Regions from separate parts of the Mus musculus genome. Here region 1 is linked to region 2. Evidence: chromatin contacts called from ENCODE Hi-C data. All regions are on one chromosome and are shown on one strand. The core of a region is the stretch at or near the end of the contact, and the rest is flanking DNA. Distances in the headings are between cores, read along the strand shown.

Region 1 (4,888 bases), core at 1,185-3,684, 1.7 Mb after region 2:
AGGGCCCAGAAAAGAAAGGAACCTATAAAATGGCAGGAGTATATGCCTCGCCCCCCATTCGGGCTAGTAATTTAGTAACATAATCAAAGCCCTGCTTTAAAAAAGGTTCACATCCCACAAAGCAGCTGGTCTCAGGACTGCATTTTGTTCCCCCCCAGATTATCTAAATTAATCAAAGGAAAAATTTCCATCTCCCAACTCAAGATATTTACTAATTTGACAAACGTTTAGAGACCTCCCCAGGTCTTTACCTTCAGGGAAGTTAATTATTATTGGAGATAAAACTTGAACCTACCTTATCTTTTAGTGTGGTGTGCTGACAAGCCAGCACGGGGCATGCTGGGACTTCCAGCAGGCCATTTTATTCCAGTTAGACCAACTGCTTAGTGGGACCTGAAAAGACGGAACAACTTGAAATCTTATGATTACTACCACCAAGACAAAAGATATTCTGAGTAGGAGTAGCTGACAAAAACTGCAATCTGGTCTTACCCCAAATGTCTCCAGCAAAGGAGCCATCTTCTTTCTGTAGGCTCTGAACATAGGCCACGACCTTATCTACGTTGATAACATGAACACTGTCATACAGAGTAAGAATCTGAAAGACAAGCGGGTGTCACAGGTTTGTCCTGGATCAGAGTCACCCACCAGGCCCTCTCAAGCTTACTATAAACTTCTTGTTCCCTTGATAAGGTAAGAAACAGGTAGGGCTTTAACTATCCTCTGGCTCTTCATTGAAACCAAATTTGAACTGGACTGTGCTTCAATTAACATACACAAGGAGTTCACCTTCCAAGGTCTCAGTGTAATTTGTAACTTGCATCAGGTTAGCATTCAGCTAATACATGCCATGACATCACTGACCTGTGGGAAGTAGCCTTTGGGTGGTCACAGCAAGTGGCAAGGTTTCACAAGGGCTCACCTGGACAGCACTGAGCGTGTACAGAAGGTGGGGGTCGTGCCCAATGCTAGCACTTATTCCCCCACACTCATGCTGGCACGACTTGATAAACACCAGGATTTCTTCTCGGTTCATGCGATGAAGCTGTCCCATGAGGTCCATCACAGTCAGGCCCCAATAGACGCCGCTCATTCTCAGGTATTCAGACATGCAGTATTCCTAGGAGAAGCATCTCAGATTTGCCACTCTGACTTTACATAACCCACCTCTACCTAAGTCAGCTGTGAACAACTCGTAAGGCTTTAGAGTGGCGGTTGCCGACCCTTTGGGCCCCACATTCTGATTCCTAACAATGAAACTAGTTATGAAGTAAGTAGCAACAAAAGTTATCTCATGGTCGGAGATCGCCACAACACGTAGAACTGTTAGGAAAGGTCACAGCAGCAAGAAGATTGAGAGCCAATACTCTTAGTCTCCAAGTGCTAACCTCAGGTGAATTAACCAAAAGCAGTATTGATGCCTACTGTTTACTAAGCATCAATTATTGCATTCTACAAATGAAGTCTATGAATACGGAAAGATAAATGACGCTAAAGATGGGAACCAAATGAAGCATTACCTCACAAGCATTTATTCAGGTGAAGGCCTCACTGGCGTGCTGCCAAACCAAACCCAAAAGAACCAGGTGCACAGTTGGCAAGAAGGCCACACATTTGGGCCTATGATTCCCACTAACTGAAAAGTTGTAAAGACAGTCAAATGCCACGCTCTCTAAGACAGAGAGCTGCTGCACAAATACTTTTACCCAAATGACTCCTCCTTGGAGGGTCCCCCCACAGCTTGGGCCTTCTCAAACTCAGCCACCCCTGCTTGCTGCTGGCAACCTCCCCGGCCATTTCCCCAGGCACACCATTACATCAAGTTTAGGTAAAACCTTTTCAAGGTCTCAGCGTAATTCTAGAGCTAAAGTGTTATGACACATCAGCGAATTCAGATAATACATGCCAACACATCATTGACCTTCAAGGTTTTACCCCAGACAGAAATGAGCAAACCCCTTCTACCTGCAGCCCTGCACTTCCGCCCTTTATGTACCAGCACATGACTGATGTGGTCAAATACCAACCTCTGATATACAAGGTACACCTATAATACATTTTAAATCAGGCCTCTCAATTAGTATTATACAAGTAAGTATTATACTTATTGCTGTTAGTCTTAGAAACCTTTCAACAGAAAAAAGAATCATACGCACATAATCATCTTTCTTTGAGCCATAGGAAGCAATATAATCGGCATGCTTCTCCAGCAACAGGGTGTCAGGCGCATCTGACTTGATAGTAACGTCTTTCTGCTGTGTGCCCTTCCAAGAAAAAAGCAGAGATCCCATTCACCATCCGGAAATCGTGACATCTCAGACTCACACATAGCCAGATCTCAGTACTTTTTTTCTTTCAGGTCTCAGAGTAATTCTAGAGCTAAAGTGGTTTATAATCAACTTTAGATTCAGAATACATGCCAGCTCATCATTGACCCGAATCTTGACGCTTATCTTTTGAGTTATGCCAGAAATACACACTCTTGCTTAACAAGTTTGAGGCTTCAGCGCACCTTTCTACAGTCTTCACATGCTAACCCCTTTGCTAAATAATCAGACCCATTAGCTCCAAATTCCACCTTCGATTCTAAGACTCACCCAATAAGTAGGTCAAAGCGATTGCCAAAATAAATTTCCTACTTTATTCAGAGTCTCGGCTATGAAGCCCTGTCTGGTCTGGAACTCCCTGTGTAGACCAGGCCACCTGCTTCTGCCTCACTTCTTTAATCCAAGAGTGTTAGGATTAAAAGGCGTGGGCCAAGGCCGACTTCCTTCCATCCCAGTTAAAATGTTTAACTATGAAACAACATTCGTAAATGATCATGTAACCTTCAAAATACAGGCACGTACAAGTCCCCGATGTTAAGAAAAAATATCAGGCGGCCCAATCCAGGAAGGCTCGCCCACGGTCCGCGGATAAGATCCCAGGCCTCGAGAAGTGCAGAAAACGCTGAGCCATACACAGCTCAAGCGGCAGTCCAAGTATGGCCTAAGGAGGCCGAGGCAGGGGCATTGCGGAGAGCTCCAGGCCAGCCTGGGCCCCACAAGAATGATCGCCTTGCAGGCCCGCCTGTTCCCCATGCTGTGCGAGCCCGCGATGCCCCGCAGCCCGACCCACCGCCCAGACCACCCCTGCCTCCGCGCACCGCAGCGACGGTGCTCTCACCATGTCCGACCGCCGAAAGACTGAAGCGCGCGGGAGCACGGGGAGTCAGGGCCCGCGCGCCTGCGCACACGCGCCCGCCCGGCCGCCCACGCCCTACGTAGCTGGCCACGCTCTGCCCGAAGGACCCCGCGGCCGCGATTTAGCCGGTCGCACACCTGCCTGAAGGACTCCGCGGTCACGATGCAGCCGGCTACGAGTCTGCCTGAAGGACCCCATGTCGCTCAGTTTGCAAAGAGCTTTCCTTAGCATTCAAGGAGCCTGGACATTGATGTCAACCACAGCGTTCAAACCCGGAGTGCTAGTGCAGACCTGTTATCCCAGCACTGGGAAAGCGGAGGCAGGAGGATCAGTGATCCAAATCCTCAGCTGTGTAGGCACTTGGAAGCCAACCTGAGCTCGAGTCCCTATCCCCAATACCCTCGAAGATTGATCAGTTATAGAGTGTCTGTTACCCAGCTAATCAAAAAGCGCCACATATATTGCTATGGAAAGATCCTTGAAAGACACCAGGTGAAAATACATGCTTCGTTTTGATCCCAGAAATCATTAAAATAAGGTTAATTTTTCCACTCTGTGCTGGTAAATTAATATGGTTTAACCTCTTCATTTTTAACCTTTTTTTAAAGTCCTGGGCCTTGAACTCACAACTGAAAATGCTAGGCATGCGATCTCCCCCGCCCAGTTTGCCTCTTCAAAGAATAAAGTATGCCTCCCCACCCTAAAGAACTATAGCTGCAATGCAACTAACTAGTTATAAGTTCATTTATCACTCTAAAGCCAAGATGTCAGATACAGCCACGGGAGGGATTGGAATGTGGCCAGTCTAAACTGGAAAATGCTGTAATCGTAAAATACAAATTGTGTGCCACACTTCTCATTTTAAAGTTTGTTGGCTGCCTTCTGAATATCTATGCTTATATTCATTAAAAAAATGCTACTCTTAGCCATATTCAGATAAGCCTTTCTATGCAGAGACTCTTGGCTGCCCAAGGTTCTCAGAAAATACATCTGTTGAGGGCTAACCTCTTTTTAGAGCTTAGTGACTATCATTGAAGAAGGACACAGAAAGAATATAAGAGAAAGTAATCGGAAAAGGCTGAGAAGCCATCTTCTGGGCACAACAGCCACTGCAACCTTGAATTCAGAGTCACTGTGTTTATCTGCACTGGGCTTGCACATGAATGACCCTGACAAGGGTCAGTCATCGATGGGGAAGGGATTCTGGGGCCTTGCCCCTCTCTGCTGACCTAATGGGTACAGACACATATACTGAGAAAGGGGGAGTCATTCTCTTTATATGTGCTTGCTGGCAAGCTGACCAGGCATCGGTGGACTTCTCCAACCCCATGGCCACACAGACAGCCCCAGTTAAACTCAGTGAGTCACAAAATAAAAGACATGAATGTGGGAATGAGGGTTGTAAGGAGGAGAAGAAGCTGATGTGTGGGAGGGAGATAAGAAATGGTAGGGAGCAAGAATAATCAGAATGCATTCTACACATGCATAAAATGGTCAAAGAACAAGGGGGAGAAGCACTGTTGGCTGAAGTGATATTTTAGATATATTGGGTTAAATATATTATAAAATTAATGTAATCTATTTTCACTTTTTAAAATGTGACTTAGGAAAAAAAATTAAAACAATCTGTAGGGCACGCATTATATTGTTACTGTTAAATGGATGTCTACTTTCTCTACCCAGAGAAGTGCCTGTCACTTTGTAA
Region 2 (5,005 bases), core at 1,962-4,461:
AGTTCACACTTTAAGGGAACTAAGAAAATAAACACAGGACACAGATAAATGCTAGAGAGCGTGGTAATAAGTTAGTGGTTGTTGAATGGCATGAGTCACCGCAGTGGTCTTCATAGAGCTGAACATATGAGACATGGATGAGGCGGTCAAGGCATGCATGCCAAGGGCTACAAGAGCATCTAGGTAGAGGAGAGAGCAGGACTACAGACTAAAGCAGGGAAGCCTTGGGTAGCAAAGTGGACCAATCGCTGGAGGAAGGGGAAGAGGCCTGATTACATGAATCCTTTTCTAGGGCAAAGGATTTAAAGTGTAAGTGGAAATGTATAGGTGAGGCCTGTTTCCAAGAAACCATGAAGAGGTGGATTGTAATTCAGTCAGAAAGAAGGTCTATTTGAGCTATAGAACGGTAGGTAAGGGTATGGTCCTTGCATAATATCTCTAATGGCTATTCCGGGTTGTCAACTTGACTATACTGTAATGAACTACAATCCAGAATTGGAGGGCTCACCTGTAATCTAGATCTTAAGGCTAGAAGACACAAGTTTCTGACTTGGATCTTGGCATGGCGGCTAAGGCAAGAAGATCTGTAAGTTCAAGGTCAGCCGGGGACAAAACAAGTCCCCAGATCCGGGTGTGGTGGTGCAGCTTGTGCTGGAGACCTATGTAAGAATATTGGAAGAGAGAAGATTTGCTCTTCTTCATCTGCTTGCACTTGCACTTACTTGCCAGCACACTGGAATCTACTTCTACAGAAGACCAGCTCAAACAACTAGCCTGAGCAACTACTAGATTCTTGGTCTTCCATTTACAGCATTTACAGCTGCCCACTGTTGGAGAGTTGGGCTACAGACTGTCAGTCATCACAATAAATCTCCTCAGGATAGAGAGACATACCGTAAATTTTGCGACTCTAGAGAACCCTAATACAATACCCCTGTACGTAGAGTATGTTAGTTTTGAGTTCTGTACAAACGTTCTTAAATTTTTTTTTTTTTTTCCAGACAGGGTTTCTGTGTAGCCCTGGCTGTCCTTGAACTCAGGGATCCACTTGCCTCTGGCTCCTGAGCATAAGGATTAAAGGGCACAAAGCACCATCACCTGGCCAACTTTTTTCAAATTTTGAAAGATTATTTTACATGTTCAGGTGTTTTGTTTGTATGTGTATGTATGTACCTTGTGGGTGGTAGGAACTAAACCCTGGTCCTCTGGAAAAGTACCAGTGCTCTTAACTGGTGAGCCATCTTGACAACTCTACAAATTCCTTATCTTTATTTTTTTTGTTGTTGTTAGTGAAACATAAACAAGAAGGAGCAAAACTAAAGTGCTCCCTTTTGATCTGGGACTACAGTGATAGTAATTGGGCCAGGGCTGGAGCAGCAGGGTCAAAAAGTGCTGGACTTCATACACTGGCAAGAGTTAATACGGTCAAGAAAAGGCAGGGGCAGGGATCAAGGAAGAGTCAGAGGTGTGAACTCAGTGCCTGAAGATATTTTCAGTTATCACAATTGGTGGTGCTTAGGAGAGGGCAAGTAGTGGCCAAAGATGCTGCGGAGATATTGTACCATGCAAAGCATACAGCCAAGAATTACCCAGTCCAAAGTCTCTCAGCAGCATTGAGGATAAGAAACCGTAGTCTAAGCTGATCCCAAAGTATTCCATACTACAATACTCACCTTCCCGGTATGCAGTGTTGTAAAAAATGAGAAATGAAGGTCCTTTCAATATTTAGAAAAAATCTAAACGATAATTGGTTATAGGGGGAATAAATAAAACTCTGAATTATTTCAACCAGACATCTAACTAGTATACAAATCTAATTAGTGAATAAAAACATCAATTACTGATGAGTAAATGCTATTTGCTGGGCAAACTTCCTTAAAACGCGACTGAAATACTCTCATTAGCTAGTTTTCCTACATATTGCTATGATTAAATCTGTAGCCCAATACCTTTACTGTTTTTCTAAATCCACGGACATTCCTAGACATCCATGAACAGGTTAAACAGGTCAAACTGAGCTATCAAATGGCTAAGACAGAGCTGGTTTTAAGAAAATCATGCTGTTTGTATCTGCCAGCACCTGACTTAGTAACTGATAGTGGGTACTGGACACATAGTTTCCGGCTATCGGAAAGCCAAGGGAACATATTTCTCTCATTCTAAGATTGGTGTTAAGAAAAATGCTTCTTAGACTGAGAGGGGGGAAACGTCATACATTAGACAGTCCATTTTGCCTTTTTCTTAGCTAAACTGAGAGCAGGGATCATTGTGGCATACTAAGTATAAACAGAATAAAGGCCCAAGAACCCTCATTCACCGTAGTAATTGCCAGCATTAGGCTAGCATGGCTAAGACACGCTCAGGAATGGTCTGGAGAAACGTGGTTATTGGCATATATGACAAATATTAGAAACTGCCTGCAAAGCCAACTAGTCCAGAAATGAAAATTCAGACCATGACATTGATCTGACTACCCGCAGGGGCGCGGGGGGGGGGGTGGGGAAAACGCAGTAAAGCCGGTTTGTGTCAGGAGCATGACACGTTCGTGACATAAGGGGCACATGGTAAGACTGGCCAAAGACACGCAACGCTAGGTGTCTACATACTGGATGTGCAACACTCACGTTTTTAAAGGACAAAGGGCGGTCATACTTTCACCATCCGCTCGCCCACACTATTTTACATAAGAGACTCAGTAGGCAATCGGCTCGAGAACTAAGGGCCCGGTGGTCTGAGTTCCTCCCCGCTTGTGACCGGCCCGGGTGGAGACATGGGCAGAGGCAGCTCGGCGCCCCGGAGCATGGTGGGCTCCCGCCGCCGGGCCGCAGACGGTTCCGCAGCGTCGCCGCGGACGCCCCGCACGCCCCGTGCGCGCGGCCCTCGGGCTGTGCGGCCGCGCGACACTGTTGCGTGACGTCCCCGCCCGACGACGTCAGGCCCCTTACTACGGAAACACGGAAGGACACTAGCTAGCTCCCTGATCCGCGACGGCCTTTCCAAGTCCCCTACAAGCGCGGGCGGCACACTTCCCGGGCGCCACTGCCTCAGCCGCCGAGGCGAGGGAACAATGGCCCGCACTCGCGCTGCGAGGAGGCGCCCAGAGAGACCCTACTCTCGTGGGAGCCCGGTCAAGTCTCGCGATATTCTTCGCCCGGCGTCCCTTCTCTGTACCCTCCACCCCCTCTTCACCCCCCGCCAATCGCGCGTCAGCGCTGAAACATCGCGGGATTTCCGTCTGCCAGTCTCCGCCCCTTTACGGCACGATGGTCGTGCAAGAATGTGATAGAGCCTCGACGGCCGCCATCTTCTTCCTTTCTTAGCAGTTAACCGAGAGCGGCGCCTCCCTCCGCGAGGAAACGGCAGCGTGTGCTGTAGCGTGGGTATGGCCGACTACTCCACAGTGCCTCCGCCGTCGTCTGGCTCGGCTGGCGGCGGCGGCGGCGGAGTCGTTAACGACGCTTTCAAAGATGCCCTGCAGAGAGCGCGGCAGGTAAGCGTGGACCGACCGCGCGGCGGCTTCCCCTCCCCGACCCCCGAGAGCCGCCGGCGGGGCAGGTCCGGCCCTGCTCGCACTCGCGGCTGCCGCCCGAGGAGATGGCGTCTTCTCACGAGGGGTCCCAGCGGCTCGAGGCCGAGCCCGTTGTCGTGGTCTGAAGCGCCCCCCCCTCCCACGCGCTCTCCCCGAGCGTGGCCTCCACTTCCGCCCCGCGCGCGCGGCCTCGCCGCCCCGTGCGCCCTGCCTGCCCCGGCTCCCTCGGCTCCGGTTCCGCCCGACCCAGGCGCGTGGAAGGTTCTGGGCGCTCAGGTCACGGCGAGGGCAAGCCAGGGAGGGCCGGCTGCCTGGCTAGCGGTCCCCGCCGCTTCCCGCGCCGCCGAGCTCTCCACCCTCGCCGTAATTAGCCTAACGTTCCCCGCGGCGTTCACCAGCGAGGCTCTCCCCGGGGCGGGATCTGCGTGCGATCCACCAATCCTTTCCCCAGCTCCAAATGGCCCCGGGCCCTTTCTTCCCCAGCCTTGAGTTTGAATCTGCCTCTCTCTTCCCAAGTCGAAGCCTCCAACCTCTTTGTGCTACGTAGGGACGTACTGTTGCCTCGAATGGCAACCATTTTCCCAGATGAAAAGGGTTGGATAGATAAGAGTCCTTGCATTTGACACCCCCCCCCCAATAACCTGAACGTCAATGTCTTCAAGTAGCCCCCGCCCCCGACTTCTTTGTAGCTTAAAAATGTATAATGTTGCCTTGCCGGGTGGGGTGGTGCTCGACTTTAGTCCCAGCACTCGAGAGACAGAGCCTGGCAGGTCTCTTGAGTTTGAGGCCAGTCAAAACGGCCAAGAGGGACCTGTCTCAAAAAAAAAAGTATGTTATGGAATTTGCCTGTAAGGTAAAATAAACCCTTATGGCTCTGTTGTAGTTGCTAGACATGAGCAGGTTTTTAAAGCCAGCTTTGACTATACTGGAAACTTCCTTCAGGACCGAAAGATTACCGACTCAATCAAGGTTTATCAAGTCTACCATAATACAGCAAGCACACTTATCTAGTGCATAGATACTGAAAAAATATATTTATTCATACAGAGGGATTCCATGAGCAATGTGGTTGGTGTACATAGAAGTCAGAGGACAACTTGTGGGAGTTGATTCTCCTTCCATGTAGGACCCTTTGGTCAGGTGTAAGTTGTTAGGCTCAGGGACAAGTGTGTCTGCCTGGGCATCTGAGGAAACTTTTTGATGCAGGGCCTCTACCGAAAGCCTAGGCAGGCCTGAGGTTTAAGGCTTCCTGCTGAATTGTCTCTAGTGTAGGTGTACTCCACCTCTCGGCTTTGGAAGCTTTTTAAGTGTGTGATTTCTAGTCTTGTGAGATAAAAATCGAACACGAGTGAGCAGACAGCTTTGATGATAAAGTAAACCACAGCGGTTACATAAATAGTCACACTGTGAGGCAGGCGCTGTACAGGACGCTGCTGGAAAGGGATGCCTCACTGAAAGATGGGTGACATTCATATA

The links. A loop is a pair of places that touch in the nucleus more often than their neighbours do.
Region 1: a loop to region 2 is called in a map of regulatory T cell, with 4 times the contacts of the local background. The contact joins the promoter of Rabggtb here to the promoter of Fubp1 in region 2. A Hi-C loop is called at or near these places in 3 of 37 maps with a recorded cell type or tissue (T-helper 1 cell, T-helper 17 cell and regulatory T cell).

The regions. Positions count from the first base shown.
Region 1 is chr3:153,909,769-153,914,656 of GRCm38, forward strand. Rabggtb (Rab geranylgeranyl transferase, b subunit) reads right to left here and starts at 2,435. Exons shown (of 8, transcript NM_011231.2): 1 at 2,157-2,435; 2 at 923-1,120; 3 at 493-598. The coding sequence starts at 2,291. Gm24494 (a small nucleolar RNA gene) reads right to left here and starts at 1,922; the gene lies at 1,842-1,922. It overlaps Snord45c (small nucleolar RNA, C/D box 45C), which reads right to left and starts at 2,421; the gene lies at 2,361-2,421. Snord45b (small nucleolar RNA, C/D box 45B) reads right to left here and starts at 843; the gene lies at 799-843.
Region 2 is chr3:152,207,211-152,212,215 of GRCm38, forward strand. Fubp1 (far upstream element (FUSE) binding protein 1) reads left to right here and starts at 3,212. Exons shown (of 20, transcript NM_057172.4): 1 at 3,212-3,490. The coding sequence starts at 3,383. Gm40180 (a long non-coding RNA gene) reads left to right here. Exons shown (of 3, transcript XR_867759.3): 3 at 1-1,678. It also overlaps a transcript of Dnajb4 not described here.